Linked DNA regions of Homo sapiens: region 2 is linked to region 1. Evidence: chromatin loops called from intact Hi-C (ENCODE). Cell type or tissue: heart left ventricle. All regions are shown on one strand. Links, peaks and the distances in the headings refer to the core of each region. The heading gives the core; the rest is flanking DNA.

Region 1 (10,500 bases), core at 4,763-7,262:
GCACAAGCAGTTTAACAGGCTTGGTGAAAGTGAAAGCCAAACTGACCTGAATAAAGAGTGAAAGGAAAAGGAGCAAAAGGAGACAGTAAGTGTGGAAAATCCTTGAGGAAAATTTGCCAAGAAAGGAGGAGATGGCTTGATAGCTAGAAAGACATAGAGAGTCAAAGGTAAGGTTTCTCCAAGATAGAAGATTTTTTTAAATGAAAAATTTATATTTAAATGCTGACAGAAGGCATCAAGGAGGAGAGAGATTGAAGATGCAGTTGACAAATGGAAAAGCAATGAACAGAATCCCTGAAAAGTCAGGAAAAGAAGGGAGATTATTAGAGGGATGTCCTTTTACAGTAAGAAGAATACTTCCTCCACCGCCCCAGGATTTAAAAAGCTTATAAATGACAGGTAACATTCTACCTAATTATAGAGCTTTACACTTTTCAATAAATTTTGTTGTACATGATACAGTCACTCTGTGAATTCAGTGAGACAGACAGTTATCCACATTTTACATAAAAAGAAAGAAAAGGCAGAAAAGAAGTGATTTGCTTGAAGTGACACAGAAACGGCTGGTAGAACCATGCACTGTGTAGATGGCAGGGCTCCTGACTTCTCATTTCACACCACAAATGTAGACAGAATTAGATATAATGACAGTTATTATATTTTTAAACCTTTCAAATAAGAATATCCTTAGATTTTCATTCATTAACAAAGCACGTGATTAGCATCTGAAAATGTTTTATTATACGATCACTAGACACCAAAAGAGGTTTCCATTTTCCTGTGTATTTGAAAGAGTTCAACAGCCCTAAGTCACACAGTTGGAGGAAACTCAAACAAGAGAAGGTTCGTTTGAAGTGATGAAATTAGCATGATGAAGTTTACAATACAAAGATTTTTGTTTCAAGACTCTGAGGTTTGGTAGGGAGGAAGGGGAAAGGCAGATGACACCAAATAGGACTGGTTGGAGAGGGGATGAGAAGCATCAATTAGAAAGCTCTTCAAATTCAAATGGACTGTTCAAACCATCCTAGGACTAGACTCCAATTGGGAAAGACTCTGAAGAAAATGATCTCCTACTCCCACGAGATGGCTAACGTGATTTAGGTAAAAAGCTTTTAGTTTTATGGCTGGGGAGGTAGCAATAAAGAAAATGAACTTCCTGCCAGTGATTCTTTGTCAAGCCCTGCCAATTTCTGTGTCTGGGGAAGCTATAAAGAATGTCCAGCCTCATGTCAAAAGAATTGCCACAGATCTCCAGCCTGCCTGCATTCAAGCATCGAAACATCCCTAAGCCTGTTCCCAGGCCAGCCTGGAATTGAGAATCCAGGAGAGTCTTTTCTGTTCTGCTGCTGCAGCTACACTATCTGCTTGTTAGCATAACCAGGGCCACCAGCAATAGATGCTAGAGAAATACACAGAGAAAAAATCAACAGCTGATGAAAAGCAGAATCTTTTCTTTTTGGCAGCAATACCAATAGCATGAAGCACATCCCTTTTGGAGCTTTCCAAACCACTTCAAAAGCGAGTTTTCTGGTGTGGATCAAGAAAGCTAGGCAAATTGCCCCTGAGGGCATAGCCACTGGCCAAGATATTGATGAGTGTAGGCAGCTCAGGACCCATCCTCGGCCCCGGTGCTGTCTTTCTCAGAGCTCTGTTTAATTCCATCAGGCATGGGCAGCGTTTGGAGAAAGCTGTGTTCATTTTTGTGATCTTCAGCCAGCACGGAGGTGGCCAGTTCCCTAGCCTCCCAGCACCGTCCTCCTCCTGCCCTGCCCCTTCATGGCCTGCCTGGGCTCACTGGACCCACACTTGCCTTTCACCCCTGTCAAAGCCTCACAGTCCTGTGTGTCTGTTTCCCTTTGAACTACACAAACTAACTAATTTGGTGAACCCATTAAGTGAACTTCTTTATACTCATGGTCTAGAGTGCATTGAACGCTAAAGGGTTTGCTAGAGATTGTCAAAATCAATTCTGTCTTCTTCCAACTGGACCAAGGCTTCTTTGAGTTAACAAAACTGAGAAATCTGAGTTGATTTTTCGTAGTACCTCTTTCTATTCTTTTGGGGTTTTTTTGTTTGTTTTTTACTTATCATGGAGATTTTCCTTAATTTAACCCAAAAGATATACCCATATGACATTTGAACTAATATGAAAGAGGTAGTAGGACAAAGAATTTGAAGACAGCCTTTCAGAGCCCCACAAAGTACTTGAAGTTTATCAATAAACCCCTCCCAGTGTTTCCCACCATGTTCCACATTCCATCTCCATTTTTAGCCATGCAGCTTCAAGTGGCATCTCCTCCTGTGAAACCTACAGTTTGGAGATAAATTATTGATGACTAATGACTTAGAAGAACCAAAGAAAGGATCCTCTAGTGGAGACACAGCATAGAAATGGTGGTCCAGGGTGAGACAGAACTGCTTCCAATCCCAGTGCCACCTGTGTGGTTCCAGCTGTGTGCTGCTCTTCCTCTAATCTTGTTTACTCGTCTCCAATACGGGACTAATAACATATACATCAGACTATTGTGAGGGTTGAATGTAACAATATTCCAAATTGTTGCATGTGTCCAGTACTTAACACAGTGCCAAGAACAAAGCATGTATCAGTAAGTATGAATGGCCTTCCCAGCGCACACCTCCAAACAGTGGATTCTGGCCGATGACAGGCAATGGTTCCCCGCGGTCCTACAGGCCACGGTTTAACTTACCACTAGCCAATCAGTAAGTTTGCCTCAGACCACATCACGATTCTTTTGCAAGCCTGGAGCTTGGTGAAAAACAAGGGGGAAAATAATCCATGTCCCTAAGGCAGATGCTGAAAGATTTACCTCATAACATAATTCTCTCACCAGACTTGTTTCCTGAATGTCCATTTAAATTTTAATTCTGCAAATAAAATAAAATTGGTAATAATGAAAGTGATTAAGATGGTATTTGTCCAGGGAACCAATCTCCCCACAAGATACCTAAGAAAGAGATATATGTACAGAAAATGAAGCACAGTAAAATACCACTTCATTACTATCTGGAGATTTTCCCCAAACACAGAGAAAGCTCTACAGAGCTGAGCTTAAGGCAGAAGAACTCTGTTATTTACTTGGTCTAATGCCAAAACAGGCCAGAGACCCCTCTCACTTACTTCTCTTTAATCCCAAACCCATGTCTCAATTTGGTCTAAGAAAGAGCCGAACACCCAGGAGGCACCAGGGTAGAGAAAAGCAGCCAGCCAGAGAGTGACCTCCATGCCAGGGGAGTGTGTCTGAGCTTTGTTTTATTTTTCTTATTTGTCTGTAGTTGTGTGATTGGTAGAAGAGAGTAGATATGAAGTCTACTGACACAGGATTGGTCTTCAGGCATGTCTTACCAAGCATAGGGGTTCCACAAATAAGAGAGCAATGATCAGACTTTCTTCTAAAAGGAGCAGCCACAAGCTACCTTAACTCTCCAACTTGCCCATAAATCTTCACCTACAGTTAGGAAGATTTCACCATTAGCTGTGGCCCATAAAAGATCCTTAAGCTTGACCAACCACAGAGGTCCATCTCCTTGAGGAGGAAGTGAAAGGGGTATGGACAGAAGCTGTGAGCTTTCTGTCCTCCACAGGCCCCCAGCTGTGTCTTCTACTTCTTGTACAAGATAGTCTCCAAATGATGTTTTCTGGCAGACAATGCCACAGAACTGATCCTTATCTCACTATGGAAATGAAAGATTTCAAAGAATTTGTTGCCTGAAATATGGTGCCCTAATCACATATTAATAAAGCTGCTATCCAGGAAGAAGGCAGATTTCAAAAGAAAGGCTGTTAGCCTTCTCAGGGACCTAAAAAGTACATATTGTAGAACAATGGTAAATAGATCTTGGAATCAGGTAGACTTTAATTCAAGCCCCAGCTATGCCAGTTATTAACTTATGTGACATTGGGAAAGGCTCTCAAATTTAGTTTTGCAAAATCAGAATAATATAGGTAGCCAACAAATAGGGTTTAATGGAGGTAATAATGAAGGTGATTAAGATGATAAAATTAAATAATGAATATAAAGTGCTTAGCATGTAATAAATTTTATTGTATGATTTCAAAGCACATGCTTTACCTACAGTGCTATAAAGCTGCTTGCAATAGTCAAAGCTAATAGAAGCTCTAGTCAGAGCTAATAGAAGCCTTGTGTATATAATTATTTAAGAATTCTGTAAATATACATAATAGGGTAGGAATGAGAAAATCTTTAGAGGAAATATTCAAATATGCTTGGTTTCTAGCAAATCCAGATAGACCGTTTTGGCAACAACCAAGTCATAATTTTAAGTCTTGTTATAGGAGCTAGAATTTTATTCAAGGGGCAACTGATTTGATTAGATAAGATGCTGTGGACTGCATGTTTGCATCAACAAATGCACATGTTGAAACTCTAACAATAGAATGGCATTAGAAGGAGGACCTTTGGGAAGTAATTTGGTTTTGATGAGGATGGAGTTCCCACGATGGGGTTAGCATCCTAATAAGAAGAGAAGGAGACTAGAGCCCTCTTCTCTCAGCCATGTGAAGATACAACAAGAACACCTGCAAACCAGTAAGAAGGCCTTCACCAGACACTGGCTCTGCTGGCCCAGATTTTAATCTTTGATTTCTCAGAACTGTGAGAAACAAGTATGTGCTGTTTAAGCCACTCAGTCTACAGTTGTTTGTAACAGCAGCCTGAGCAGACAAAGACATAGGGTTCCTTTTATTTTCAGAATTCGGTTTAGCTGTAATCACCTACCATCCTGAAATGCTGTTTCCTCCTTCTGCCCTTGAAATATAAGCTCTGGGACTACAGCTTCATGGACAAATTCTGAAGAATTTGTCTCTGCTCCTGTGGGATGCTAACCTAATCAATCAAGGAATGTTTGCTCAATGGAATGAAACATCTTAATGCAGCTTGCCAGCCAATATCTGCAGAGCACACCTCATGGGTTCTGGCTGGCTTGGATTTCTGAGACTACTTCATCCTACCCATCAGACTGTGGACTCAGATTCAGCCAGAAGGCCTGATTCTAGCGTCAGTTTTGCCTTTGGGATATAAATGCATGCCCTACTTCACTGAACATGAAACCCTGAATATTTGGCCATTACTCTGGCAATTGCCCTCCCTCCCTGTGCCAATTGCCAGTCAACCCAACTCCCAGGCAGCCTTGGCAGTTATGTCTGCTCGGCCTGCTGTAGCAGCCAATGACTTAGTAAAAGTCAGAACATAGATCTGCTAGCTCCCAGTCCAGGATTTCCCCTTAACTCATCCATGTATATATTAAACAACTAGGCTTGCTTTTAAATTCTTTTTCATTTAGCCTCTTCTTAGAACTGATCATTTTGAGAATCCTGACCTGCCAATATTCCATAATCTTTCTAAAAGTGACACAGCAAATACGACGCATGCACAGTGCTAACTGCAGCTGATTTCATTTTTCCATCATCTATAAAGCACATAAGGTAATTTCTAAACCAGCAGTAAAATCTATTTATAAAGAATGCTGATTTGTTTTCTGCACTTTCCAACACAGAGCTTCAATTTATTTCCTTACCATAAAAAAACCATTACTTTTTAAAACAATCATAGTTAGTATATTTTATAAATGTTTTAATTTTTGTAAAGTCCAACTTGCAAATTGGAGTGTAAATAGCTTTCTTAAAATGGAAGGAACCGTGTTAGACCCAGTATGCTGACTGATTTCACTGTGCTTCAAAGCAGACGATTTCACAGTCATTCGGTAATGAGTTTTTATAAAGCAATTGATATCACTAAAAATATAATTATAATAAATAAAATTATAGGAAAAAGGAAATCTTCATTCAGACAATGCCAAATTTTTTAACTCATTGCTAAAAGATTATGTTTGTACATGAAAAATTTTACACATTCTTTCTATGAGATAAACCTGATAACACCTTGAAAACTTAATAGTTATGGAAAAGGAACTACTGTGATATTTTTTAGAGAATGTCGTGTTCTTGATGTTCTTGAGTGAGCTGTCTCATGTTATTAGAAGGGAAACAGCACCACCTTGTGGGGAAACAACACCACCTTGTGGACAAACAAAGAAAGTGAATGAAATTTTAGGGCCGGGTGCTTAATCCCAGCACTTTTGGGAGACCTGGGAGGAGGGTAACTTGAGCCCAAGAGTTCAAGACCAGCCTGGGCAACACAATGACACACCCATCTTTACCAAAAATTTGAAAAATTCGCTGGGCTTGGTGGCTCACACCTCAGGTCCCAGCTACTTGGAAGGCTGAGGTGGGAGGATCGCTTAAGCCCTGGAGGTCAAGGCTGCAGTGAGTGTGATCATACCACTGCATTCCAGCCTGGGTGACACGGCAAGACCCTAGCTCAAAAAAATTATGTTTATGTAGCACTTCCTACAAGGAATATAGTATCTTGTTTGTATTTAAATGACATCGGGACCAGCATGGTGGCTTACAGCTGTAATCTCAGCTCTTCAGAAGGCAGAAGGCAGGAGGATCACTTGAGGCCAGGAGTTGGAAGACCAGCCTGGGCAGCATAATGAAATAATAATAATAGTAATAAAAAGCTAGGCGTGCTGGCACACACCTGCAGACCTAGCTACTGTGGAGGCTGAGTGGCAGGATCGCTTTGAGACCAGGAGTTTGATTGTACTGCGTATTGTGAGCTACGATCGAGCCACTCCAGTCCAGACAACACGGCAAGACCCAGTCTCTAAGCAAAATAAAGGGACATCAGAGCATTGCTTACAGAGATTTATAAATGATCCCAAAATGTCTTCAGGGAGATAAATTATCTAAATATAGCTATATGGACTCTTCCTAAATTCCAAATTTGGGTGGAAAAATAAATGAGATAGAAGACTTCTTGAAATGTATCAAGACTCAGAAAGACAAAACAAAAACTTTCATTAGGCAGCTAAAGAGGAAATCCCAGCGACAAGAAGCCAAAGGAAAGGGAAAAGAAATGACAACAATGACCATACTTTCTACACATCCAACCTCTTCTCTACCACCACTCAGCAAGACCTCCCACAGCCAATCACTGCCTTCTCTTGTGGACTTACCCTCTACTCTGTGAACACATGAGCCAGAGAACCCTGAGAAGTCCCTGGGTCCCTTCCAGGGGCTCTGCAAGGTCAAAACTCTTTTCATAAAAATACACAGGTTTTGTTGACCTTTTCCAATTTCATTCTCTCACAAGTATAATTGGAGTTTCCCAGAGGCTACCTGACGTGGGATGTCACAAGAAATTAAATGTAGAAGCAGAAAGGAGAACGAAGTTTTCTTCTATTAAACCAGACATTAAAGACATACTTAAAAATATAAAACAATGTCAATGTTCTCACCAACTTTACTGTTTAAAAATGATAACTTTAAATAAAAATGTGATTTATGTAAACATATAAGTATATTTTTTTAATTTCTCAGCTTTAATGTTTAATATGATAAATATAGATAGATATAATCCAAGTAAATAAAAGCTCTTTGGGGTCCTCAATAACTTTTAAATGTAAAGTGGTCCTGAAACCAAAAATTTGAGGACAGATGCTCTAAAGCTCATACTCTCTGATGTAGCTTCCACCCAGGTCATTTCTTAAATACTTGATCAATCATTTCCCATGTCCCTCACCCTATCCTTGTTGCAAAATTCCATTTTCCTACTCTAGCCCTCCCTGTCATGAGAAAGTTCCCAGGTTGTAGACATTATTTACTAAATATTTCTTAACAGCTTTATGATGATAACATGACATATAAAAATTGTGTAAATTTAAGGTAACTTAATGTTTTGATATTTTATACTTTTTGAAATGATCACCACAATCAAGCAAATTAGCATATTTATTATCTCTACATATTTACCATTGTGTGTGTTGACAGTAATTAATTTATGATCTAGTCCTTTAGCAGAACACAAGAATATGACACAGTGTTGTTCCATGTTGTACATTATATCTCCAGAAATTATTATAACTTGAACTTTGTACAATTTAACCAACATCACCCCGTTTCCCCTCCCTGAGCCCCTGGCAACCACTGTCCTATTCTCTGTTTTTATGAATTTGACTGTTGTAGATTCCTCATGTAAGTGAGATCATGAAGTATTTTTCTCTGTGTCTTGCATTTTTGCTTGGTGCAATATCTTCCAGCTCCATCCATGTTTTCACAAATAGAAGGATTTCCTTCTTTTTTAAGGTCGGATAATATTTCATTTTATATATACATGCCACATTTTCTTTACCCATTCATCTGTTCCTCTGCCAAAGGACATTTAGGTTATTTTCATATTTTGGTCATTGTGTGTCATGCTGCAATGAACAGGGGATGACAGACACCTCTCTAAGACTCTTATGTCAATTTCATTGGACATATATCCAGAAGTGAAATTATTGGATTGTGGCAGTTCTTTTTTTTATTTTTGAAATGGGGTCTCACTCTGTCATCCAGGGTAAAGTCCAGTGGCAAGATCATAGCTCACTGCAGCCTTGAACTCCTGGGCTCAAGGGATCCTCCTACCTCAGCCTCCCAAGTAGCTGGGACTACAGGTGTACAACACCATGTCTGGCTAATTTTAAATTTTTTCAGAGATGGGGTCTTGCTATGTTACCCAGGCTGGTCTGGAGCTCCTGGACTCCTGCCTTAGCTTCCCCAAATCCTGGGGTTACAGGTGTGAGCCACCACACCAGGCCAGTGCTAGTTTCAATTTTCTTTGGAGGAACCTCAATACTGTTTTCTGTGTTTTACTAATTTGCATTCCCATCAATAGTGTATAAGGGTTTCCTTTTCTCCACATTCTCACCAACACTTATCTTTGGCCTTTTTGATAATAGCCATTTTGACAGGTGTGACCTGATATCTCATTGTGGTTTTGATTTGCATTTCTCTGAAGTTTAGAGATGTTGAGCACATTTTCATATACCTGTTAGCCATTTGAATTCCTTCTTTTGAGATATATTTATTTAGATTCTTTGCCTTAAAATAAAATTAGGTTATTTGTAATTTTGGAATTGATGTGTATGTGTCCTTATTTTTTGAACTCCTTATAAGAGATATGGTTTACAAACTTTTTCCCCATTTCATAGGTTGCCTTATCATTTCATTAGTTGTTTTCTTTGCTGTGCAGAAGCTTTTTAGTTTGATGTAATTCATTTACCTATTTTGCCTTTGTTGCCTGTGCTTTTGGCATCATATCTAAACAAATTATTGCCAAGACCAATGTCAAGAATGTTTTCTCCTGTCTTCTTCTAGGAGTTTTATGGTTTCAGGTATTGCATTTAAATGTTTAATCCATTTTGAGTTAATTTTTATGTATGATGTGAGCTAGGGATCCGATTTCATTGTTTTGCATGTGGACATCCAGCTTTCCTAACACCATTTGTTCAAGAGCATATCCTCCCCCTATTGTGTCTCCTTGTCACCCTCCAGGGTGATCAATTGCTGCAAATGTGTGGGTTATACCTAGGTTCTCTATTTTGTTCCACTGGTTTATGTGTCTGTTTTTATGCCAGTACCACAGTGTTTTCCTTTCTACAGCTTTGTAATTTAATTTGAAGTCAGGAAGTGTGATACCTGTAGCTTTGTTCTTGCTCAAAATTGCTTTGGCTACTCAGGGTTTTTTGTGATTCTATATGAATTTTAGGATTATTTTTTCTATTTCTGCGAGAGACACCATTGGGATTTTGATATGGATTACATTAAATGTGTAGATTGCTTTGAGTAATATGGACACTTTAATAATACAGTACTCACTCTTTCAATCCATGGGTTGTCTTTCAATTTACTTCAAATTTCCATCATCAATCTTTTGTAATTTGTAGTGTTTAAGTCTTTCACTTCTTTGGTTAGTTAATTCCAAAGTAGTTTATTTGATATTGTTTTTTAAATTTCCCTTTCAGACAATTCATTGTTAGTGTTTAGAAATAGCAATGATTTTTGTATGTCTATTGTATATCCTACAACTTTAATAAATTTATTATATAGTCAGTCCTTCATATTCATGGGTTCTGCAACCATGAACTCAACCAACCATGAACCAAACTTGTACATATTTTCCATCTGTGGTGGTTTGAATCCACAGATGTGGACCCATGGATACACAGGGCCAACTGTACATGATTTTACATGAGGGAGTTGATCATCACAGATTTTGTTATCTGAGGGGGTCCTGAAACAAATCCCTGGCAGATATGAAAGACTGACTGTATTATTTCTAACCAATTATTTCTAACCATTTTCTGTGGAGTCTTTAGAGTTTTCAATGTATAATAATCATGTCTTCTGTTAACAGAGATAACTACATCTTTCCTTTCAATTTTGATGCCTTTTATTTCTCTTGCCTGATTTCTCTGGCTAGGACTTCCAGTACTATGTTGAATAGGAGTGGTGAGAGTAGGCATCCTTGTCTTGTTCCAGATATTAAAGAAAAAGCTTTCATTTTTCCCCATTGATTATTATATTAGATACAGGTTTTTCATATACAGCCTTTATAGTGTTGAGGTAAGTTT
Region 2 (10,500 bases), core at 3,196-5,695, 97 kb before region 1:
ACTTGTGAGAAAGGAACTTGTACTAGAACCCTGAGTGGATGACGCAAGAACGAGACTCCTGACCACACCTTCTGCCAGAGCTGGTCTGGTTTCCCCGCACAGTTGTGGCAACCTGACCTCCCCACAGGCTCATCCCCAGTCTGGTCTTTCCTAGACTTAATGCTGACCTTAGATAGAAAGTACTGAAGGCGGCTTTGGCCAATATCCTTGGGTTGGGCAGCACTGCCTCCTATTGTCCAGCACAGATATGGCACCGTAGGTTTCACATCTGGGCTTATGCTTCATTCCCAAGATTTATTATTAAGCTTTCACATCACTTGTGTTACCCAGAATCCAAGTCTCTCATTTGGAAACATGTCTCTCTCCTCTAGGCTGAGGTCCTGTCTCTCAGAACTTGGGTACCAGCCCCTGACTTCCCTGGGTGCCAAAACCTTGAGTCTCTCATTCGGAAACATGTCTCTCTCCTTTAGCCTGAGGTCCTGTCTCTCAGAGCTTGGGTACCAACCCCTGACCACCCTGGGTGCCAAAACCCTGAGAAGCGCTGCAAGCCCCCGGCCTGGACGTATTTCTCAACAGAGCCCTTGCTGGGCTTCAATCCTCCTCCACGTCACCTCCATTACTCTGGCAAAACACCTTCCCCTCAGCCACCTCCCACCTAACTCACTGTTCTTGCTCCTTGTCTTCCAGACACTGAGTTCCTCCTGTCAGCCCAGACTCTCGATATGAACATGTAACCAGTATCTGCCCCGTCCTTGTAAGGGGATTTGTCTCTGTTTTAACAGACTCTGGATGTGAACATAGAACCAGTATCTGCCCCGTCCTTGTAAGGGGATTTGTCTCTGTTTTAACAGACTCTGGATGTGAACATAGAACCAGTATCTGCCCCGTCCTTGTAACCGGATTTGTCTCTGTTTTAACAGACTCTGGATGTGAACATATAACGAGTATCTGCCCTGTTCTTGTAAGGGGATTTGTCTGTTTTAAAATGTAGGCTTTATGATTATTCAGATGTGGTGAGGCCAGCAGGTCAGAAGACAATACGACTGAAAAGATGGTTTGTTACTCACAGGTCGCAGGACAAGTGGGCTCTGCACACCAGAGGCCCACATGGAAAAGCACTGGGGTCACTCAGGAGGCAGAGGGAGTGAGAGAAAGACACAGGCAAGAGTCTTCATTACAGTTCCCACAGGAAGGTACATGAGGCAGGATAAGCAGGTTTAGGATTGGCTAGTTTGAATAACCTTGATGGCCCCTGGGGCTGTTCCTAGTTGTCCAGGACCTGGCCTTGAGCAATCAGGGCAGCAGAACAGTGGCCCTGAGTCTGAGAGCTCCTAAAGAAGTGGGTTGGGGGTATGGCTCTGGGTTGGTTGGTTTGCATTTGAAAGACACACTTGAAGGTGAACCCTTTACTATCTCTAGGAATTGGCTAACTCTGGGAGCGGCAGGCAAGATCGCAGATATCAAAGCATCGGAAAGAAAGACCTGGTTAATAAAGCCTCCAAAAGTCTGAGCCACATCCTGCCATGGTGAACTAGGTATACCCTGACCCATCCCAAGAAATTGTTCCTTCTGTCTTATCTGGAATAAAGGCACTAGTGCACCTCTGCAAGGAAGGGCACCAGCAAGTCTATGTATGGCCCTGATGAGGCAGGTCTGATATTGGCCTAAAAGCCCAGGTGAGGGTTTAGGCACCAAACCATCAAAAGTGTGCATTTGTTGCCTGTGTTTTGCCGCTGGAGTTATACTAATTCCTGTCGCTTTCAGTCGCTGCTCTAGCTAGGCTGGTCTCCATGTGCCACAAAACTATCATAATCACTGCTAAATCCAGGCACTTCACTTCTACTTTTTCCTCTTCTAGAGTTCTTTCCTGTCTTCTCTCTGCCTATGCAAAAGCTACCATTTTTTATAATTGGGGTTTCAGAAGAAAAAACAAAAATTAAATTCTAATGGCTCATATCCCTTCTATAAGCTGAGAACTATATGAAGGTCTTCATATATTATTTCCTTTAGTTCCGTTGGCAAGCCTGAAGGTCGAACATCATCGGCACTTTATCCACTAGGACACAGAGGTGTGAAGCCATTTAACTGACATGCTACACCAGGCAAGAGGCAAAGCTGGGAGCTGGCATCTGCCCAGTCTGACAGCAAAGCCCCCGCCCTTTGCATTCAGCAATGCAGACTCCAAGCCTCACCTCCTCCTGGCAGTTGACCTCAGTCGTCACTCCCTTCCTGGAAATCATTCAACTGTTCTTGGCAGGTCACACATTTTAGATTTTAACTATGGGTTTACTAGAAACTATTTGCCATTTAGACCACAAGCTCTTGGGAAGTAGGCATAATGTCCAACATGACTTCTGTTTCCCACAAAGTATCTTAGCGGTTCTTCCTAGATGCCTAAATGATTGACTTTTACATCTGGGACAGTTCAGTTACAATAGTCGCACTATTTTCCTTCCATTAAATGGGCAAATTGAAGACCATAAATTAAGAGATAAAAACAAACTAACCGTTCCGACTTCCGATCTGTGATGTTGAGATCTAGAAAATGCATTGCTCCGGGATCAACTAGAGCTGAGGAGGAGAAACACTCATGAAGGTCACGCCTCTGTGAACCAAGGACGGAGGTGGAGACCGAGGCTGGGTCAGAACAGCAGAGGATGTGTCCAGCACGGTTCCCTGCACTAACAAGCTTCCAGCGTGAGCAGCAAGGTGCCACGGAGCACTGCGGGGAGCAAGGTGCAACACTGCTGGGAGCAAGGTGCCGCGGGCACTGAGGAGCGAGCTATAAGAGACCGGCGCTCTCCACCGCACAGCACAGAGGGAAGGCCCAAAGCTGAGAGTGGAGCAGACTTTGAGAAACACTTTGGGGAACTGTCCCCACATCAAATACACAGGATTGCTAGAGGAATCTGAAGACTGTGGATCATGGAGGATAATTATAGGAACTACAAATCTCAAACCCTTCCCAACTCCTCACTAGATGAACACAAATGCCCACACTAAAGGCCTCGCAGATCACCCACTTCCACACACAAAAACTATCTAGCTTTGTCTCTACTGTCCTGAACAAGATGTCTGACTTTCCAACAAAAAATTACAAGGCATGTGAAAAGACAGAAAAAAAACAATGCGCTGCCAAGAGACAAAGAAATCTGCAGCCAGGTGCCATGGCTCATGCCTGTAATCCCAGCACTTTGGGAGGCTGAGGCGGGTGGATCACCTGAGGTCAGGAGTTTGGGAACACCCTGGCCAACATGGTGAAACCCCGTCTCTACTAAAAATACAACAAAATTAGCTAGGCGTGGTGGTGCATGCCTGTAATCCCAGCAACTTGGGAGGCTGAGGCAGGAGAATCGCTTGAACCCAGGAGGCGGAAGTTGCACTGTGCCCGGAATTGGTGGGTTCTTGGTCTCGCTGACTTCAAGAATGAAGCTGCGGACCCGTGGACCCTGGCGGTGGACCCTCGCGGTGAGTGTTACAGTTCCTGAAGATGGTGTGTCCGGAGTTTGTTCCTTCAGATGTTCAGATGGGTCCAGAGTTTCTTCCTGCTGGTGGGTTCATGGTCTGGCTGACTTCAGGAGTGAAGCTGCAGACCTTTGCGGTGACTGTTACAGCTCAAAAAGGCAGCATGGACCCAAAGAGTGAGCAGCACCAAGATTTACTGCGAACAGCGGAAGAACAAAACTTCCACAGCCTGGAAAGGGACCAGAGCGGGTTGCCACTGGTGGCCCCACCCACATCCTACTGATTGGTCCATTTTACAGAGAGCTGATTGGTCCATTTTATAGAGAGCTGATTGGTCCATTTTACAGAGAGCTGATTGGCCCATTTTGACAAAGCGCTGATTGGTGCTTTTACAAAACTTTAGCTAGACGTAAAAGTTCTCCAAGTCCCCACCAGATGAGCTAGACACAGAGTGCTGATCAGTGTGTTTACAAACCTCTAGCTAGACAGAGTGCTGACTGGTGTGTTTATAAACCTCTAGCTAGACACAGAGTGTTGATTGGTGCATTTACAAAGCTCTAGCTGGACACAGAGTGCTGATTGGTGTGTTTACAATCCTTTAGCTAAACAGAAAATTTCTCCGAGTTCCCACCCTACCCGGAAGCCCAGCTGGCTTCACCTCTCAATGGCACTGGCCATGGGACTTTTCGGCACCCAGCCCGGGCACTCTGGCAGCCCAGAGGGAGCTCGTCCCCGTATCAAGCCCGGTCAAGCCCAGCAGGTGCCGGCCGGCCTCGCGGAGTGCGGGGCCTGCAGAGCCGCGCCCACCTGGAACCCGCGCCCCGCGCCGGCCCGCCAGCAATGCGTGCAGCCCGGGCTCGGCCTGCGCCTCTCCCTCCACACCTCCCCGCGAACAGAGGGAGCCGGCTCCAGCCTCAGCCAGCCCCAGAGAGGGGTCCCCACAGCGCAGCGGCCGGCTGAAGGGCTCCTGGAGCGCGGCCAGAGAGGACACTGAGGCCGAGGAGGCGCCCAGAGCGAGCAAGGGCTGCTAGCACGTTGTCACCTCTCAGCACCATTGCACTCCAGCCTGGGAGACAGGGCGAAACTCCATCTCGAAAAAAAAAATAAAAGGGAATCTGCATAACTAGACTCAGGTGCGACACAGATGTTGGAGCTATCTGATAAAGAGCTTAAAATAATTATGATTAATAAGTTAAAGCCTTCAATAAAGAGGTGGATGATGTTTAAGATCAGACAGATTATTTCAGCATAGAGATGGAAACTGTAACAAATAATGTAGTTCAAATCCCAGAAATAACAGACAGTAATAGAGATGAAAGCATCTTCTACAGCCCCATTGGAAGACTTAACCGAGAAAATAATCAGTAAACTTAAAGACAGGTCCATAGAAAGTACCTAGGCTAAGACACAAATAAAAAAGACTGTACAGCAGCAGACACGGAATAATGCACCCAAGCACCGTGAGAGACTATCAAATGATCTAACACACGTATACGTGGAATCTCTAAAGAGAGAGAGGAGGAGAATAGGACAAAAGAAATAATAGCCAAGAGTGTCACAAACAGACAACAATGACAGACAACAAATCTCTGAGCCAAATAGCTCACAATACCATACAGGAGTAAGTACCAACACACACACACACACACACACACACACACACACACATACATACACACACACACAGACACACACAGAGACACATGCATACTCACAAGACACACAGAGACAAACACACATACACACATACATACACACACACACACAAGCGCATGCGCATGCATGAACGCCTATATATTTTGTATTCAAACTGAAAACAAAACACAAACAGGTAATCCTGAAGTCAGCCAATGAAACACACATTTCTGTTGGGAGCCAGCTTTCCACAGCTCTCTCCTGTTCCCGAACATCTTACAAAGTGTGTCACTGATTGCTCGTTGTCATTTGTTTGTTGTCTCCTGTCTTCTACCAGCTTCTATGAAACTACAGCAGGCTAAATTTTTAGCTTAAAAGTAGAATAAAAGTTCAGACGCTTTATAGCTCTTACAAATTGTATAACAAGGAGCACAGAAAAATTACAGTAGATCTCACATCAGAAATCACGCAATACAGAATGCAATGGGGTGACATCTTGAAAGCGCTGAAAGAAAAAAAAATATCAACTCAGTGTTTTATTCCCTGTGAGAAAATGAAGGAGAAATAAAGACTTTCTCAGACAAATAAAAACGGAGAGAAATCATTGCCAACAGACCTACATGTAAGAAATGTTAAAGGGAGTTCTCTGGGAGGAAGACATATGACACCAGACAGCAACTTGGATTTATACAAAGCAATGAACAGTGTTAGAAACAGAATAAATGAATATTGGATCTCTAGGTCATCAATACCTGTCCCAACCATCCCTAAATTTGGTCACTTGATAGCCAGCCCCCCAAGTGGTATTGAGAAGAGAGGAACAGTCCTACCACCAGGATGAGGAACCAAGACAGTGCATTAATAGTATTGAGGCCAACTGCATCATACAGTTTTAAATGCCTTGACAATAAATAGCACAAAGAATATTCAGAGTTGAAGTAATTCAAATGCAGACATGTTTCTGAGGGCATCAATTCTTGGGGCTACTGCTACTGCAAAAGTTATCCAGACTCTACCTAGAGAGGTGAGCAACATTCCTTTGGCTGAAATGAATGGAATAAGAGAAAATTGGAAAAATGGAAAAGAAAATTCTATGAAAGGGACAATTTATTTAGGGAAACTTCAACACTCTATAGAAATGAGAAATCACAATGGGAGGTGTTTTGCTTTGTTAGTTTGTATAGGTGGCAGCAGACTTAGGGTTTTTTTCTGTTCACTTGGAGCACAGACCATTTGGACTATGCCGGTTTCTGGGAAGCATGATTGGACAACATGCCATTACCAGTGTTCAGCAATATCCAGCTCTCTTCTTCTTTCTGGGCAGATGGGAGACTATGCTTCCCAGACGCTTGCAGTTAGGCAGAGCCATATAACAACTTCTGGCCCAGGAAACGGGAGCAGAAGCAATATGTGTCACTTTCAGGCCAAAGCCGCGAAAAGTCTCTCCACAGCATCTGAGCTTCTCATTCTCTTTGTCAAAGAACCAGGTCTGGTGTGGAGTTGGTAGAGCAACAGGCTAAAGCTGTATGAATTGCTGGATCATTGCATGGAGGACAGCTGCCCTGGAGAGCTGCCTGGACCCACAGAGGATTCCTATACATTTTTTTCACATTAAGCCACTGAAGAAAAAAAATACCACAGGAAATTAACAATTTTCAAAACTGTTCTTTTACCTAAAGCTCTTTTCATATCTTCAGAATATTTTCTTAGACACAACAGAAAAGAAAATTAGGAGGCAAGAATAAAAAAAAACTTCAAGACGGAAAATATTTTTAAAATTTTCATTCAGATTTTTTTTTTACTTTTAATATATCGGCAAGCATAAGGCTATCTTTGGTTTCCATGCAACTGGCATTGATCATGTTCGTGAATATAGCTAGGATACCAGGGCCAAACCGTGTGTGCTCACTTGTTTTCCTGTCTCAGAACAACATGATACTGAAAAGCGGAGTCCCTCGTGTGATGAAAACGTCTCCAGTTCGCAATCAGTTGAAAATGCAGTGGGCCCACAGCCAGAAAGCATTCCTGTGCCGGATCTTTTTTTCAGCACCCTAAATTAACCAGCTGGAATTCCCTTTTAAGTGCCAACCTACTCAGTTTTTCAGAATGCAGAACTTTTCTTTTAATGGGATCTGTCTCTCATCATAAAGGTGGAACCGTGCATTCTTGATGTCTCTCAAAAGCAGTCTTTTTTATACAGTAAGCTCAGGGAGGGTAAACACAGACGCCAGAGCACTGGTTTGAGACGGGGATGTAGCCGCTGTGCAGAGACTCGGGTAGGGCACCGGCTATCGCGGAGTGAAACCCTCAGCACAGTATCCAGGACTGCCTTGTGCAGAACAGGTCAAGATAAAAGAGGCTATTGTAAATAAATATTTAAATTAATTAAATCTATTGATGAGGAAGAGCTCCATGATGTAGGAGCAGAAGAACTGATGCAATATTTCAAAACTGAGGCTGGGCGTATTCCCGCAGTGTTCCAGGCTGAGGCTGGGCGTGTTCCCGCGGTGTCCCGGGCTGAGGCCGGGCGTGTTCTTCCGGTGTTCTTCCGGTGTTCCGAGCTGAGGCCGGGCGTGTTCCCGCGGTGTCCCGGGCTGAGGCCGGGCGTGTTCCCGCGGTGTCCCGGGCTGAGGCCGGGCGTGTTCCCGCGGTGTCCCGGGCTGAGGCCGGGCGTGTTCTTCAGGTGTTCCGGGCTGAGGCCGGGCGTGTTCCCGCGGTGTCCCGGGCTGAGGCCGGGCGTGTTCCCGCGGTGTCCCGGGCTGAGGCCGGGCGTGTTCTTCCGGTGTTCCGGGCTGAGGCCGGGCGTGTTCCCGCGGTGTCCCGGGCTGAGGCCGGGCGTGTTCCCGCGGTGTCCCGGGCTGAGGCCGGGCGTGTTCTTCCGGTGTTCCGGGCTGAGGCCGGGCGTGTTCTTCCGGTGTTCCAGGCTGAGGCCGGGCTTATTCTTCCGGTGTCCCAGGCTGAGGCCGGGCGTATTCCCGCGGTGTTTCGGGCTGAGGCTGGGCGTATTCTTCCGGTGTTTCTCACATTCTTGTTTGGGAAACTATAACGCGCTGCTCAAAGATCATCTTAATTCTGAAATACCCAAAATCAAAACGCAAGATAGTGAAGGCTATAAAACTCTCACCGTATAAAGATTAACTGATGTAATAGAGGCTTTCCATTTATCTATTCAAAACAGATTACTTGCACATCTGTTAGATGCCAGGTCATGGACTCACCTACCTCATTTATGCAGTGCATGGTATCTTGAGATACTAATACTTTGTCCTCCCTGGATTTTTTCTTCTCCCCAGTGTAGCAGAGTGGGGCATGGGCTATGGAGTCAGCCCGCTATGGCATGTTCTACCACTATACCCTCTCCAGCTATTTCACCTGAATGTTACTTAATCTCTTCCTGCTTGAATTTCCTCATCTATAAAATGAAAATCATATCAGTGAGCATTAAAGACTTAAGACATAGAAAGCATTTAGAAAAGTGACATCACAGACCTCAGTGCGACTCATTATGATTTGCTATTATTATTCTCTTCTTAGCCCTGATTCAAACTGATAGCACTTTCTTGTCTTGGAGAAAGTGTATGACAGAGGAGAAAGCGGAAGTGTTTAGGAAAGTCACTCTGAGGTAAGGGGATCATGCACACCAGTGGAAGGCTCTGAGAACATAGCTTGCCAGTGGCTCTGAACCCTCCCAGAAGCCGCCTCCTGCCACAGCCCTGTCCTTGACCAGGAAGGGAACTCTTGCTAAATACCTCATAGGCCCTGGGTTTCCTCAGCCTGCTCTCAGGGGTCTTCCCTCAAAAGCACAGCTTGTTATTCATGCTATCTCTTCCCCAGGCAACCAGAACCAGGGCCCTGTCCTGCTCTCCCTTGGATCAGGCCCCCTAGGCCACCAGGTGCTTGACTCAGCCTTAGACAGCCTCAGCTAGTTCTGGTGCAGAGCAGGTCTTTGACCTGTTCCATAAAGTCCACCGCTTTGCATAAAGTCATTCTCTGTGATCCTACACTCATTTCCCTTCCCGTTACAGGACACGTCCTCACCTGTCAGGAGTAAGCTAGAGCTGGCTTGCACTGGCTAGGGAAGTTGACTATACTAATGCCTTCTAAACTCTGCTCAGTAATGAGATGCTGATAGCTTAAAACTGGCCATGGAGGGAGTATTTACACCTCAGAAATGCAACAGATGTACATTAGAACTTTTTTACCCAGCTACCACTCTGCCTCAGACCTAGAGGCATAGAATTCCCCCACCCTCACTATCTCTGGACCCCTTGGTGTAGACCAGAATCCTGGGCCTTTTGCTTAGTTGGAAAGAAAGGTGGATAATATTCTCCTTAAATGGTCTCCCATGTAATTCCAATTTCTTCTCCACACTGTTGCCAAAGTTTTCTTTATAAAACACATACTCTAATATGCACAGTTTAAACTTTAACATGATATTCACAGTCCTTCTAATCTGGCCCTAACCTTTCTTTTTACTGCTTTTATCTTAACACATATTTATACATTCTCTTCTTGATCCCAGTGATCACTTGCTATTCCCCAAAGATTACCTGCACTTTCAGGCCTCCATGCCTTTACCTACCCATGGGATGCCCAGCCTTTACCTACCCATGGGATGCCCAGTCTTTACCTATCCATGGGATGCTCAGCCTTTACCTATCCATGGGATGCCCAGCCTTTTAGCCTTCTTAGGCCACATTGGAAGAAAAATAATTATCTTGGGCCACACATAAAATATACCAACACTAGTGATAGCAGATAAGCTAAAAGAAAAAGAAATCACACACAAAGAAATCTCATAATGTTTTAAGAAACTTTACCAATTTGTATTGGACTGCATTCAAAGCCATCCTAGGCCCCATGTGGCCTGGGGGCTACGGGCTAGAACAGCTTGACCAATACTGTTTCCTTGTCCTAGAAGGTGCCCTGTTTGAAACTGACCTCTGAGGCCATCTTCCTGCCTGTGGAGAACAGCCCTGGTACATTCCTTCTTCATCCCTTCAGTAGAACATTAGCAACACCTAATTTTAGATGGCTGTGCTCATGTTTCCTCTTCCCTGCTAAGTTTTCTGCTCCCAAATGGGCATCTGTATCTTACCTTTATATCTACTAGACCAAGATAGACCTCAGTAAAATATCCATGCTCAAAACAACATTTGTGACTAAATTAATGAAGGACTGGAAAAGCCATTGAAAGAAAACAATGGAAACAAAAATTCTTCTTTCTCTTCCCTTCCTGAACAATTCATTCCAAAGGCCATTGAGTGGGTTTGGGCAGGAAAGACAACTATGCCACCTATGAGCAGATGGGGACAGAATGAGGTGACCCCCAGCACAGTGGCAGAGCCTGGGTGGGAAAGGAGGGCAACCAAGAGGGGGCCAGGCAGGAAAGATGCCGGT

What was found. Peaks named below come from ENCODE experiments on the same cell type or tissue, not always from the same donor. Only the 100,000 strongest peaks of a DNase experiment are listed, where the experiment ranks them.
Region 2: a loop joins it to region 1, with 2.2 times the contacts of the local background. A loop is called at or near these places in 7 of 110 quality-filtered maps.

Annotation. Positions count from the first base shown.
Region 1 is chr4:189,898,566-189,909,065 of GRCh38, forward strand. All of the region lies in intron 2 of FRG1-DT (FRG1 divergent transcript), which reads right to left. Among named protein-coding and RNA genes, the nearest start is that of LINC01596, 22 kb to the left of the region's middle. In heart left ventricle, for the core only: CTCF peaks have their summits at 6,059 (motif pointing left) and 6,268; no DNase peak of the experiment used is centred there.
Region 2 is chr4:189,802,931-189,813,430 of GRCh38, forward strand. All of the region lies in intron 3 of FRG1-DT (FRG1 divergent transcript), which reads right to left. Among named protein-coding and RNA genes, the nearest start is that of LINC01596, 73 kb to the right of the region's middle. In heart left ventricle, for the core only: no CTCF peak of the experiment used is centred there; a DNase peak (open chromatin) is centred at 4,182.